Regions from separate parts of the Homo sapiens genome. Here all the other regions are linked to region 2. Evidence: chromatin contacts called from ENCODE Hi-C or POLR2A ChIA-PET data. All regions are on one chromosome and are shown on one strand. The core of a region is the stretch at or near the end of the contact, and the rest is flanking DNA. Distances in the headings are between cores, read along the strand shown. Region 1 holds the start of ZCWPW2 (zinc finger CW-type and PWWP domain containing 2). Region 2 holds the start of STT3B (STT3 oligosaccharyltransferase complex catalytic subunit B). Region 3 holds the start of CMC1 (C-X9-C motif containing 1).

Region 1 (4,490 bases), core at 1,462-3,961, 3.2 Mb before region 2:
TCTTAGAAAAGTTAAATACCTTACCTATAGCTACACAGCTAATCAGTGGCAAAGGTGAGATGTGAACCTAAGTAAGCTGTCAGAAGTCTATGGTCTTAATACAACATTCAAAGAGGCAATACAAAAGGGATTCTGGTTATCCTAAGAATATGGACAAGGCATAACTATGTCAAAAAGAACACTTTCCCAGGATTCAGAAACACAGATTCTAGTCTAGGATTTGCAACCCTGATTATAGTTTAGTTCGCTTTACCTCTCTAGATCAAAATTTTCCCACCTATACAGAATGATAGGGTTAGACTACATCACTAAGATGCCACCTTACTAAACTGTGAAGGCAAAAGTTTAATACAAATACAGAACAATGGCAACCTAAACAGAGAGAAGGGAATTCACATTTATGCCAGGAACTGCATAAAAGGTATGGTACACACATTATCTCAAGTCCACACCAAACTTGGCAAGAAAGGTATTAGCACCATGATAAATGGGGAAATTGAGGCTCAAAGAGGTGAGGTAAATTCACCTCACCACAGCAGTATGTGACAAAACTGAAGTTTGAATCAAGGCCTATATGGTAGGCTCTTTATTCCATATTGCCTCCTGAAGTAAATCATATTTAGAATTTTCACCACCTTTCTACCTCTGAAAAGTTAGGATATTCCCGAACCTATTTCGTACAATCAGTCAAAATACTATGGAGCAAGGATTAAGTCTTACGAAGACGAACAGACCAATGCTTATTCCCCTTTCTCAATTTGTAAAATAGCCTAACTAGTTTATAAAGAAGGGTCATCAAGTACCTCTTTTCAAAACATCATCTCTTAATCTGTGTACATTAGCAATAAAAAGCCCTGTAATTCAATAAATGTCCAAAAATGTACTCAACATTAGATATACAATATGAAGAAAAACTCCAGTTCCATTTTTATGACTCTTGAGTTATCCAACAAACTGCGTTAGTCCAGAAATCAGTTTGTATTGCACAGATCAAGACTCTTCCAGAGTTAGCATAGGTATGAAGAGCAGTCTACTTCTTTTCATCCCTTTCATACAGTAATACCTCTAATGCAACTAAGCATCTACTATACATTCAATGTTACTGGTGTTATTGAAAATTATTTTCTAACAGTGATAAGGCAACTATACTTGCACTCTGAATATAAGTGCCATAAAAAAGAAAAAGATTGGTTCTATTACTTCATGGATTATAAAAAAAACTTCAGCATTTTACTTAATAATAATGACAAGGTTCTGCATTGGTAATTAATAGTAGCCAAGCGTTTATGGTATACCAAGCAGTGTGCTTCACCTTTTGGAGAAACTATCTCATTTGTTCTTCATAAGCATTCAGTAAATCTATGTAATACCTCTGAGGTTGTAAAGAATCTCCTCAGATTACAGGTGGAGAAATTGAGACATGAAAACATTAGAAAGTAGGGGAGCCAGAAATGAAAATCAGGCAGCTGACTCCAGAGCCAGCATAACTCTTAGAAACTATGCTTTGGTGCCTTAGAGTATGTATTACACCCATTTCAGAGATAAGGAAAATGAAGAAAAAGTTTAGCCTCTTACCCATTGTCAAGTAAATGGAAAAATCAGCATTCAGATACTGGTGTTCTGACCTAATCCAGTGTCATTTCCCATTATGTTATGCTGTCTCTTTAATATTAAAACCTTCTACTTGCGTAAGATGTCTGGCTTACAAACAATATCACATTAAAATTTGGAAATATCCTGTAAAGGATGCACTGTTCTCAATTTACAGATGATGAAATGATCACAAGATTGGGCAATGAGATATGGCGTTTTTAGAGAAATGAAATTCTGCCTTGAGATCTTGCTCAATCCAATTTGAAATTCCAATCTAAAAACCAAAATGTCTTCTACACATAAGGCGCAAGGGTCAATTTTAATTCTGGTACGTCTGTCTTTGATCACCTTAGCAAATTTCCATCACCTCTTGGAGCAACTGATGGTTTGATTTGTACTAGAGTTTTCGTGGGTATTTTATCTCGCTTTCGAGTATTGGGGTTTCTTTTGTGTAGAGGGTGTCAGCCTACCTTGCACGTAGTAGTAGTTACTCAACAAACAGCCGAAGGCTGGAATGAATACCGTATACAGGTTAGACATTGGAGAAACGACGAATACCTGTTAGCCCTCGATCAAGTGCAGGGGGTCGATATTCACCACTCAGATGCCCCAGGGAGTACCGTCCTAGCCAATGTCCCTCTTTTCTTTCCGATAATTTGTATCGGAAAGAAGCATTTAGCAGTCTCAATGAATGAAAAAAAACTGAAGGCGCCCCAGTAAGAGTACGAAAAGAAAAGGAGTAATTAGAGAAGTGAATGACCAAGAAGGGCCTGGACAGCTGGGGGTGAGGGTGACAGGGGAAAGGGTGTGGACAGCTGGGTGTGGGGGTGACTGGGGAAAGGGATGCCCAGGAGTGGGCCGCTCCCTAGTCAAAGGAGGGGGCGCGGGAGGGAGTGAGAAAAAAATGACGTGTCTTTTTGGACCGGCAACAGCTACGGAGGTTGGCCGCGGCATTGCCCGCATCCCTATCCTCCACCCGTCCCTGGCGAGTCACTCACCCAGAAGCCAGGCTACGTAGGGCCGCCCCCAAGGCCGCCGAGTTTCGATTCCTTAGTGTTTGGAAACGGACCGAAAACAAACCGGGTCGCCAGGGGTCACCACGGGCTTCCGGTTTCTTCGAAGACACCGCCGCTTCCACAGCGAAGGGAGCTGCTCCGGGCACGTCGCGGAGGGAGTCCCATTTCTTCTGACTCGGCAGGAGCCCGGGACGTTCTGGAAGGAGGGACGAGCCGAGGCAGGAGGGGCCGGGCCGACGCGAGAGAAGGCCCGTTACCCAGCAATACGCGCGCGAGACCCAGGCCCGCCGTCGGGACCAGCACGGGCCGGAGGGAGGGGAAGCACTCCGGAAAGTGATTGGAAGTGTGGATGAGCTCTCAGCCGGAAAAGGGGCTGCCGCTGTCCGCGGGCTCGGCGCCAGGGACGCGCGAGGAAACCGGAAGTCAGGCCCGAGGGAGCTGGGAGGGCGTTAGCGAAGCCAGGTTCGGTCGTGGGGGTGGGGAAGTGCAGGAGTGGCGCGCGGCGTACTACATGTCCCGTGAGCCTCCGCGGCGGGACGGGGCGGGGCCGCGGGACGCCAGGAGGCGGAGGCGGAGTGGAGTTAGGTAAGAGCGTTACCAGCCGTCTTGTCTGTTGGGCCGAGGTCCCCCTTCAGGGGCGCCCTCTGGTGCGTCTTTTTCACTCAGTGTCCTTTTGGGGGGTCCCCGGGCCGTGTGGTGCGTGCTGGCTCGGCTCAGTAGCGCTGTTACAGGCTTACGAGCTGACGTGGCTGGGAACTGGGAAGTCTGTTAGAAGCCGTTCCTCTGTAGCCTCTGTTTTCTAAACTACTTGCAAGCCCTCAGGCGATCACTTGAGGCACAAGCTCGACGAATTGCGTAGGGGTCTGTAATTATTCACAAACGACACCACGACTTCTAGCACACTGCTCAATTTATGGAATGAGAGACAGGGAGAAGATGCCAGAGTACTGGAGTTGCGCCCGGCTTCCCTGGAGTTGCCACCACCTTGGTTATTTCTAGATGATAGACCGTCCCTAGCTGTGGAGTCACAAGTAGTTGAATTAATTAGTCATTGAAGGTCGCAGCCAGGTGGAACCCCTGTAACTCTAAGGTATTATTGGTTAAATAAACAAATAAACAAGGAACAATAATTATAGAAAATTTAACGTCACTAACCGCCGATTAGCAATACGGACATTACTCACCACCCCCTTAAAGTAGTATTTTGTCATCTGTCCGCTTAACTATCAGCCCAACTGTCAGCCCAATAGGATGGATTTCACTCAAGGGTTTATATGAAAATTCGTTTTTATTGTTGTTGGTTTTTTTATTGTCTTTTTTGGTTTAGATTTAAGTGAAAATTTATAGCTGTTAGGAACAAAGACCACAAGTTGAAGTTTTATGACATTTCTAAAAATACTTAGAAATCTGTGTTAATGTTATCGTTGAGAAAGGAAACGATTTGCTTCAATTTACTGGGCTGGAGAATGGAAGAGAGCAGTGTTTTTAATATTTTGAGCAAGTATCAGTCCTTAAATTTTTTTATTGCTTCCATGATGCATTTTGAGAATTTTCAATTTAAAACAACCATTAGGTGTATGTTTTTACAAGTAGAGTTTTGAAGAATGCTAGCAAAATTGGTTGAGGCATCACAAGTTATTAGAAATAAAGTGGTAACCTGGTTTTTAATTTGAAGGTGTAGAAATATTTTTGAATCTTCGTTCACAATTTAAAATAATTTAAGAATTGTTGAAAAGGCAGGGGACATCATTTTTATCTTTTCTTTCTGAGTAAGTAAAGATAAAATGTCATAAATCAGTATTTTGAAGTTTATCTGGTGAGAGAGTCAATTTTTGTTTCACAGTGCACACTACACAGTGGGTTTATTAACATATAATGGGT
Region 2 (4,679 bases), core at 733-3,232:
GATAAAACTTTGGTTCAGGGAACACAGACAAAAATCCTCTGCTGTCATTTCAGCATGTACCGTTTGGGCTATGAGGAAAAGCATGTCATCTTTCTCTGTATAACAGAGGCAGTTAATATTTTATCCTAATTCTCATTAAAATGTGTACGTTCAATAAATGTCGGCTATTAAACTGTTGGTGAGAAAGTCTATTTCTGGAAACCTTTTCATTATTTCCTTAATAAGACTATTTATGGTTTTTTTAAGGAAACAAGACAAAACGTAACCACTTAGCAGGTTAAAAGGGTAGCTGGAGTTGCCTTACTTTCAAGGAGCTACCTCAAAATAACTAGGGTTCATTTATCTAATATTTTAAGACTTCTATTAATATTGAAACACAATTTGTAGTTAAAGAGAAAAATTTAAATCACCTAAGAAAATAATTCAGGGCCTTTATAGTTTTACATTAATATGCCCTTTAATATCCAGATGTTACTTACCTAATAAAATGTACAATTAGCTGTGAATTGACATGAACAAGTATTTACTGAGCACCGATTACGCCGAAAGCTCCGTACTTTCTATGGGGTTTATATAAGAGCAATTCGAGTCTCCCCACTACCTCACTTAGTTTAAGCTCATTTTGCCCTGAGTTTATCTGGTAGCACTTTATTTTAGCGGACAAGGAGGGAAGTGGGGAAAGGAAAGGAATTATAAAAATACAAGGTAGACGTGCACAAGAACCTTCGTTCTATTATTATTTAGTAAAGTGAGAACTGGAAACAGCTTAACGTCCAGGGTAAGTTAGTTTCACTCACTCGACGGAATGTATGCAGCCGTTAATGTATTTCTGCATTTTCCCATATTTCCAGTGAACATACAGTACTTTCGCAATTCGGAGTACAAACGAAAAAGGGCGAGAGAAGGTCGCATTTTGCCTGCCGGAGCTAGGGGCGCGCTTGCCGGTTCCAACGAGTTTTCGGTGTCGGAAAACTTGTCTTTGCTCACATTCTCGGATTCCCGCGGCCGCAGAAGCCGGAGGCGGGACGTGAAGGGCAATGAGCAAGGTAGGCTGTGTCACTGCCGCCGCGGGCTCACTCGCAGCGCCAGCCGAGGAGCGCCACGGGCTGCTGAACCCCTCGGCCCGACCCACGCGCCGAGGGCTAGGATAATGCGCCTGCGCGGCCGTCACGTGGTGAGGGCTCCGCGCAAAGCGGGTTAAAAGTCACGACCGCGGAGAGCCCGCGAGCGTCCTGCTGGTCGGTGCGGCGCTTTCCGCGTCCTTTAAGACGAGTTTGACCGAGGCCGCTCCGCAGTTCCCGCCCCTCGGCCCAGCTCAGCTCCATGAACCTAGCGGAGCCGCCTAGTACCCTTTCTCGCCGACCGCACAGGCGCGCGAAACCGCGTCTTTCAACTGACAATGAAGCCGTAGCCGCGCAGCTCGGCCACTCCGGGCGAATCGGCGCGAGGCCGGGATGGTGGGGGGGAGGGGGAGACGGTTGGGTCAAGCTCCGCCCCAGCTCGCGCCCCTATTGGTGGGCGCAGCGGTTCTGGGCCCGCCCCCTAACGGACCTGTCGCTTTGTGACAGGCGGAGGGGCCAGTTCCTGTCGGGCCGGAGGCGGAGTCAGAGGTTGCTTGAGCTCCGCCCGGACTCCAGGGGGCTCCTCCCCCTGCTCCTTTCGGCTGGGCGGGCGGCGGGCTAGAGAGGGAATGTCATTGCTTCTCAGAGCCGTGGTGCCGCCTCCGTCTGCTGCTTCTTTCCTGGCGCCCTCGTCCCGTCGGCTTTCGCCGCCGCCGCCGCAGCTGCACTGGGGATACGGATGGCTAGTGGGGCGCCGGGGCCATCTGGGTTGAGAGAGCGGCGATTGCGGCCGCTGCTGAGGCGGAGACTCCCCGCCGCCGCTTCCTCCACCCCCAGTCCGCCGGCCTCGCGGCGCTGAGGGCGGGAGCGCGCAGAGCTCTTCCCTCCTCCTTTTTCTTCCTCCTCCTCCTCCTCCTCCGGGTCCCCGCCCAGCACCCCTCGCACCAGGCGGCGGCGGCGGAGGAGGAGAGCTAGACCCGCCGCCGGGGCACAACATGGCGGAGCCCTCGGCCCCGGAGAGCAAGCACAAGTCGTCCCTCAACTCGTCCCCGTGGAGTGGCCTCATGGCCCTGGGAAACAGCCGGCACGGCCACCACGGGCCCGGGGCCCAGTGCGCGCACAAGGCGGCGGGCGGCGCGGCGCCGCCGAAGCCGGCCCCGGCGGGGCTGTCCGGGGGGCTGTCGCAGCCGGCTGGGTGGCAGTCGCTTCTCTCCTTCACCATCCTCTTCCTGGCCTGGCTTGCCGGCTTCAGCTCGCGCCTCTTCGCCGTCATCCGCTTCGAAAGCATCATCCACGAGTTCGACCCGTGGTAAGTGCCTCGCCGCCCCTCCCCCGCCCGTGGCCCGCGGGGAACCGGGACCCGCTCCTCCGCCCGCCGCAGCTCTCCTCGACTTGGCCCCGCGCCGCCGCGGAGCCCCGCTCGCGTCCTGGCTGAGGCCGGCGCGGATCCCGGAGCTCCGGGCGCGCCCCCTGCCCGTGGGCGAAGTTTGCCCCGTGCAGCCTGAGGCGGGGCGTCGGGGTCCAGGAGCGAAACCTTGATTCTCGGCCGGGCTAGTGTGAAGACTGCCAGGAGTGTGGATGCAGCCGCCGGGAGTGTGGGTGCAGCCGCCGGGAGTGTGGGTGCAGTCCCTCGCAGCCCGCTTTGGTCGCTGAGTCCGGACCCGCCACGCCAGGAGGCGGCAGGTAGCTCCTCCGCGGACTGTCGGTCGATTCCCCGCCCTCCTCGCCCGCTGCTTTCGCGTTCTTTCATATTTGCGGGCGCGTTTTTGCTAGTTCAGACGGAATCGGCCAGGGGGGCTGCCCTGTTGCCGCTGGAGGTGGGTCCAGATGTGCCGGAACCCCGGCTGCTCACCCTTGCAGTTTTACGCTTTTACTGTTTCTTTTTATGCTCTCATGATACGAGAAGGGAAAAGGAGAGTGAATGGCGTGTTGGAGGGAAGGAAATAATACCCCTGAAAGTGATCTGAAAGCTAGCTACTCTTATTTATTTATCATTAGGTATTTTAAAGAGTGGCTTTTTTTCAGAGCTCTTAAGTGCACTCAGCACCTTACTGTTTCACTATCGTCTTGGGTTGCTTTTTAGAACAAGATCCTTACCCTGTTAGCCACTGTCACCCTTAGTGTGTTATGCACAGTATCTGAAAGCATTGCATTAGTTCCTTTATTGGTCTGCAGGAAGGTTTGTGGATAAGAGCAAACAGTACCACGGTGATGGGAGTCCTAGATTGTAATACCGAAGTTGCACATGGTGTAAGGGACTGACCTGAATGTTTTAGGAAATTACCCCACTCTTAACAACACTAGCTAACTTAGACACTACATTGGTCTGTGAATTATCTAGATGGAAAGATTGCTTTAACTTTTTTTTCGCAACTTGCCCAACCCGAGTTAGGATTTTTCCCCCTGAGTTAGGATTTTCCCCTCTGAGAGTATGCCTTTTAAACTAGTGTTATCTTATTGACCTGTCAACCTTGAGTTAATCTTACTTCCTCACAGTTAGACCTAATTAAATTTCAGGATATTTGTTTCATCATTTGAGATTCAAAGAGAGAGAGTCTTTTTTGAGAGTTACTAACTATATAGATAATAAGTGTTCGGGTGGAGGGGGGCAGTAACTTACCTGTATAGTAATATACCAGATTTAAGTTCTGCATTATGGAGAGAAAAATTGGTACTGCAACATCTATTGAACACCAGAGGGGCCCACTCATGGACAATTCAATTTAGATCAGTTAATTACTGTGACAGTCTTCCATGAAATGTTTTCATTCCATTTTAGAAGTTTTGATTTTGTTTTCTAACACTAGTTTTTTTAAAAAATAACCTTTTTGTTAACGTGCAATCACAGAAGAAAATATGTTAGTGTAGACTATTTATGAGCCTAAGAATACCTGTGAAGGCTTATTGACACAATATTATTAGGTGGTCTTGTTTTGAAATACTTAAGCAAGTTAGATAAAAATGAAATTGGAACCAGAAAATGAAAACTAGTATTTACTGGACAATATGAAAAGAGAAAGTTCTCTTTTCAGATTAAAATAGCAGAAATGCATGGTTGACCAAACATTTCAGGTAACAAAATTGTGAATATTTCCATAGTAACATTTTTACAAATGGAAGGCTAACGACTGTTTAATAGTAACTCTGGGGCTGAAATTAAAGATTGCAGAAAAATTCACTACTGAATGATGAGATTTTGGTCATTTTTCCTTAAGATTAGAAATCTGCATCAAGTCAGCCAAAGATCCCCACTAAAATTGAGTAATGCAATAATGAAAAGGCTCAACAAGTAAAGTGGCTAATATTTTTATTTTTTATTTTTTATTTTTATTATTTTTTTTTTTTTAGTGTAGCTAAGTATTAAAAGTTTTCTTTTTCCAGCTTCAGTAGTGTGGTTGGAGGGCATAATTCTTTTTCATGCACATGAAAATATGTTTTGGTCGGGCGCGGTGGCTCACGCCTGTAATCCCAGCACTTCGGAAAGCCGAGGCAGGTGGATCACCTGAGGTCAGGAGTTCGAGACCAGCCTGGCCAACATGGTGAAACCCCCTCTCTACTAAAAATACAAAAATTAGCCGGGAGTGGTGTCGGGCGCCTGTAATCCAGCTACTTGGGAGG
Region 3 (4,289 bases), core at 1,330-3,829, 3.3 Mb before region 2:
CTGCGCAAAACTTTTATAAAACACCTTTAGAAAATTTTGACCACAATGCTCTTTTCCTATATATTAACCTTCAACAGATTCTGGTTGCTTATAGTAACACATTCAAACACACCTCTGTCTAGTGTTTAAGGCTGTGGGAATCTGGACTTTTCTAGCCAATGCATAACTGCCCTAGCTTCCCAAATCCTAAAATGCATTGAAGTAGTTTCAAGCATTGCCCACCACATGCCTGCCACACAGCCCCGTGGTGCTTCCTGCCACACAGCTGGGTGCTTCCCACCCCTGTGCTTTTGTTCATGTGATTCCATTCCTTAGCCTGTACTCTGCCATGCTCCACCATGCTCTTTCAAGAACAGTTCAAATCCCAGATGCTTTTGCTCTCATTTTTCTCCCAGCATGAGATGCCCTTTTTTCTGTCTACTCATTGTACCCATCGTTCAAGGCCGAGCATAACTTCTAACTTATCTCTGAAGTCTTTCCTAACCATTGCGGCATTCAATCCTTTGAGAAAGGCTTTTGTGGGGTCACCAGTTACCAGACGTTGCCTGAGCTCTAGGGATCACAGCTGGGTAAGACACTGTTCCTAATTTCCAGGATGATGTCCTCTCCTCTTTCCTTGAGCTCCTTTTGCAGTTACTACCCAAAGAATTGCCTATTAATAATGCGATGCCTCAGGAAATTTCTTCTGTTTTTAATTGCCAATTACATTCGCTTAACTTAAAAAATGACTTATCTTCCCTAGGTATAGATTGTAAAGACTCAGTTTCCCCCCAAAGTATCTGGTTTAACATGGGAGTAGAGAGAGATATACTATTATGTATCAGGTATTGGGCTACCGTTTTTGCTAGTGCTTCTCCTGGTGTGATACGTCTAGCAGTTCATTCTATGGGGCACACAAAACCCATGATATTACAGATACTGTTGCTTAGGATAAGGCTAAAGTAAATAGTGCCTATTTAAGTGTTTTTAAAAATGTGTTGATTTAAAAACAAATGTTAAATAGTAATGTTTCAAGTAATAGCTATGGCAGAAATGGTAGAAGTGGTCCTTTAAAGTCTTTCAAATGCATTGTATGATATCACATTTATTCCTCAGAACAACCTTGTAAATTGGAAACCAAAGTCCAGAAAAATAATAGAACTTACTCAACTCACTAAGATAACAGATCAAACTTTCCTCCTTTACCATAATACCCTTTTGCATATAGAAAGATTTAGTTTAATTCTTGAATATGGGTGTCTGACCTGTGTTTTCATACTCCATCTCCTCAAAAAGATTGCTTTAGCTTTCTAAATCAAATCCTTCACCTTCAGAACAATAAAAGAGGCATACCAGAGTCATTTTGGTGTATTTCTAAGCATATTTACAAAATATACAAGGAAAAGGACCTGATTCCCTGGCTGGGTGAGTGAAACGTTAATTCTTCACCTTGGCACCTCAACCTACAGCTGTAATAAGGGCCGTTATGCCCAAATAGGCCCTTAAACGGAAGACCTGCTGAGCAGAGACCCACTTTCCCAGCCCTGCTCAACTGCCTCAGCTTTTCTGCCAACTGACCAGGCGGAAGCAGCAGCAGGGGAGGAGGGACTGCAGGTAGGTGGGGAGGGGATCATTTTGAAAGCCCTGAATCCCTTGCAGGGAAGAAGCAGCTGCTCCTTGTTTTTCTAAACATCTGTCCCATCTGTCCCAGGCCTCAGCTCACCCTTTCGTGGCTCGAGCCAGTTAAACGTGAATTTGACAAGGAAGCACTTCTGAAGGCTGGTTTGTGAGTGGAAATGAACCTAAGTGCCACCTAGAAAGTTTCTTCTATTGAGAAGAGGTGAGTAGTGGGTCTTCAGCGGGACGGCTATTACCTTCCTTCATTTTACTCTCACAAAACATACAGCTTTTACTGATAGAGGCAGGATTTGTAACATCACCCAAATCATACTGTACGTCCTGAGGATATTATTTCACAACATAGAGGTACTTCTAGAGCCCATATTTTAACGTCTAGGAGAGCCACAGTCTTTGATTTGAAGGAGAAATAACGATATTGCACACACCATATCACCTTTATGGTAGAACAAGCTGTGAACAACTAGTGCGTGTGGCGTTTATCACATTTAACAGCGTGTTGCTTTTATTTGTCTCCTCTGCCACACTGCTCCTTGAGAACAGGGACGTTATTTTTATTGTTATTTTCCCCTCGTATTCAGAACCGTGGCTGGAACTTGGCAGGCATGAAATAGACATTTATGAATGAATGAACGTTAACGAAGAAAAAAAAAGGAACTGGATGATTCATTTGGTTCTCCGAAGGCGGGTATGGGGGACGGGGCTCGGACTTTGGCCCAGTCACCGAGTGAGGCACAGTCCCAAAGTCCTGCAGGTCCGCCTCCAGTCACGGCCGACCCGGGTCTGCAACTGGTGCACAAGCCTCCTGAAGCGAGGCTGCGCGCGTCCTGCACGGTCCCGCCCCAAAGGCACGCAGACACGCCCCCTTTCCTGGTCATTCCCCCTGCGAAGTCAGTTCCACTCTAGTTACAGGATTGGGGCGGGGCCAGAAAGGCGCAGGCGCAACGGGCGGCGGAAGTAGGAGCCTGGGAAGGAAGAGGGAACGGGTCCTGGCGGTGCTTTGCAAAGGGCCCGTGTTTCTGTTGCGGGAAGCTCCCGGGGGTCGCACGTGCGTCCGAGCCCAAGCCCCTCCCCTCCACTCCCCTTCCTGCGTGCCCCGGAGCCGCCAAGCGGCTACGTTCTTCTCGGCCCGCCGAGATGGCGCTCGACCCCGCAGGTACCGGGGCGGGAAGCGGGGTTTGCCGAGGGGCCTCGCCCCGGGTCTCACGCCGCGGGCCATGCGGGCTGGATGCCGACCTGGGAAAGGTGCAGAGCTCTGGGTAGCATTGCTTCCACCAGCGTCTCCTCATACCCGGCGGCTGCTTCGCCCGGTCTGAGGTCATCTTCTCACTTGTTGGGGATTATGGTTATCTGAGGTTGCGTTTGTTGTCTAAAGTATCATCCATTGTGGTTTCCAACTTAACGCGACTAGTCTCTTCATTGTCACCCTCTTTTCGCCCCTTAAGGTCACAGATGCATTTAATGTATGCTGCAGACACTCTGGCCCCAGAAAAATTTGTATATTTGTTCTGGCGCACAGTTTTACATTTCTGTTTGGGAGTTCATGGACCCCGAGTTCATCCTTGTAACCCAACTTAAAAACATATTTCAAAGGATCCATCACTATGGCAGGAGTCAGTTTCTTTGGAAAGGATCTTCAAAATCTTGAATGTTGTTTTAATCTCTTTGCTTCCAGCCACTTCCGTTTGCAGCAATAGTTAACTTACCCTCGAATTCCCGTCCTTGTGGAAGGTCACCTGCAGTATCTTTGCGTTAGGCTATTTTTGCAAGGGAATAGATAACATTTTTGGAGGGAATGGTAGTTGGTCTAGTCCATTTCTTTCATTTTATGGATACAAAAAGTCAAAACATTGAGAGGTAAATGGCGTCAAACTTGGGAGATTCAGAAATGGAAAATGCTCTTTCGGAGCCTTCAAGGAGCATGGAAAATATATGTAGCACAGAAATAATGTTTTAATTGAACATGTTATTACCATGCTAAGTGTTCTCTATTATCCAACAATAATATGTGGTATGGTAGGTCCTTTTAGCTCCATTTTACAGATTAGGAAACTGAGGCGAAGAGAAGTTAAGTGACTAGTCCAGCAGGTAGTGGTAGATCAGGGAGTACTCTAATTTGAAGCATAGAGGAGTTCTGGAACATAATGATCATATTCATTTTGGACTAGGTGGTTATGAAGCAGTTAGCAGTTGATCTGGGCTTTGAGGGATGGAATTTCCAGTGGTTGGAGCTGGAGAAGAGGCAGCCCTATGAGCAAAGGTTTAGATAGTAAGGTGCACTGTGCGATGCTTGGTTTCAGGATGACTACCATGATTTGGTTCTTGAGGGTAGAAGGGGTAGAGTATAAGTGAGGGGTGAGTAAGGAAGGTTCAAGTTTAGGCCCATATAATTTATGGTATCTTTTTTTTTTATTTTACTGAAACGGAGTCTCACTGTCGCCCAGGCTGGAGTGCAGTGGCGCTATCTCGGCTCACTGTAGCCTCCGCCTACTGGGTTCAAGCAATTCTCCCACCGCAGCCTCCTGAGTAGCTGGGATTACGGGCGCCCGCCACCACGGCCGGCTAATTTTTGTATTTTTAGTAGAGATGAGGTTTCGCCGTGTTCGCCATGCTGGTCTGGAACTCCTGACCTCAAGTGATCTGCCTGACTTGGCCTCCCAAAGTGCTGGGAT

The links. Hi-C counts contacts between places; a loop is a spot of excess contacts on that map. ChIA-PET counts read pairs that join two places held with the same protein, here RNA polymerase II (POLR2A). Pooled maps may share reads with other maps.
Region 1: a map of B cell shows a loop between it and region 2 (22-fold over the local background). The contact joins the promoter of ZCWPW2 here to the promoter of STT3B in region 2. A Hi-C loop is called at or near these places in 6 of 168 maps with a recorded cell type or tissue (B cell, CD4-positive, alpha-beta memory T cell, CD8-positive, alpha-beta T cell and 2 more), 4 of 37 single-sample maps with no recorded cell type and 21 of 50 pooled maps. POLR2A ChIA-PET finds 5 or more read pairs at or near these places in 3 of 52 experiments (CD4-positive, alpha-beta T cell, CD8-positive, alpha-beta memory T cell and activated CD4-positive, alpha-beta memory T cell).
Region 3: a pooled map shows a loop between it and region 2 (14-fold over the local background). The contact joins the promoter of CMC1 here to the promoter of STT3B in region 2. A Hi-C loop is called at or near these places in 1 of 37 single-sample maps with no recorded cell type and 9 of 50 pooled maps. POLR2A ChIA-PET finds 5 or more read pairs at or near these places in 1 of 52 experiments (common myeloid progenitor, CD34-positive).

Annotation. Positions count from the first base shown.
Region 1 is chr3:28,346,010-28,350,499 of GRCh38, forward strand. ZCWPW2 (zinc finger CW-type and PWWP domain containing 2) reads left to right here and starts at 2,712. Exons shown (of 10, transcript NM_001040432.4): 1 at 2,712-3,194. It overlaps AZI2 (5-azacytidine induced 2), which reads right to left and starts at 2,815. Exons shown (of 8, transcript NM_022461.5): 1 at 2,592-2,815. RefSeq lists enhancers at 2,682-2,741, 2,929-3,909, 3,009-3,303, 3,342-3,421.
Region 2 is chr3:31,530,943-31,535,621 of GRCh38, forward strand. It overlaps STT3B (STT3 oligosaccharyltransferase complex catalytic subunit B), which reads left to right and starts at 1,983. Exons shown (of 16, transcript NM_178862.3): 1 at 1,983-2,370. The coding sequence starts at 2,057. RefSeq lists silencers at 1,306-1,565, 1,876-2,105, 2,136-2,265, 2,346-2,495 and enhancers at 1,666-1,805, 2,656-2,715, 4,155-4,656, 4,657-4,679.
Region 3 is chr3:28,239,040-28,243,328 of GRCh38, forward strand. CMC1 (C-X9-C motif containing 1) reads left to right here and starts at 2,580. Exons shown (of 4, transcript NM_182523.2): 1 at 2,580-2,773. The coding sequence starts at 2,755. RefSeq lists a silencer at 2,793-2,872.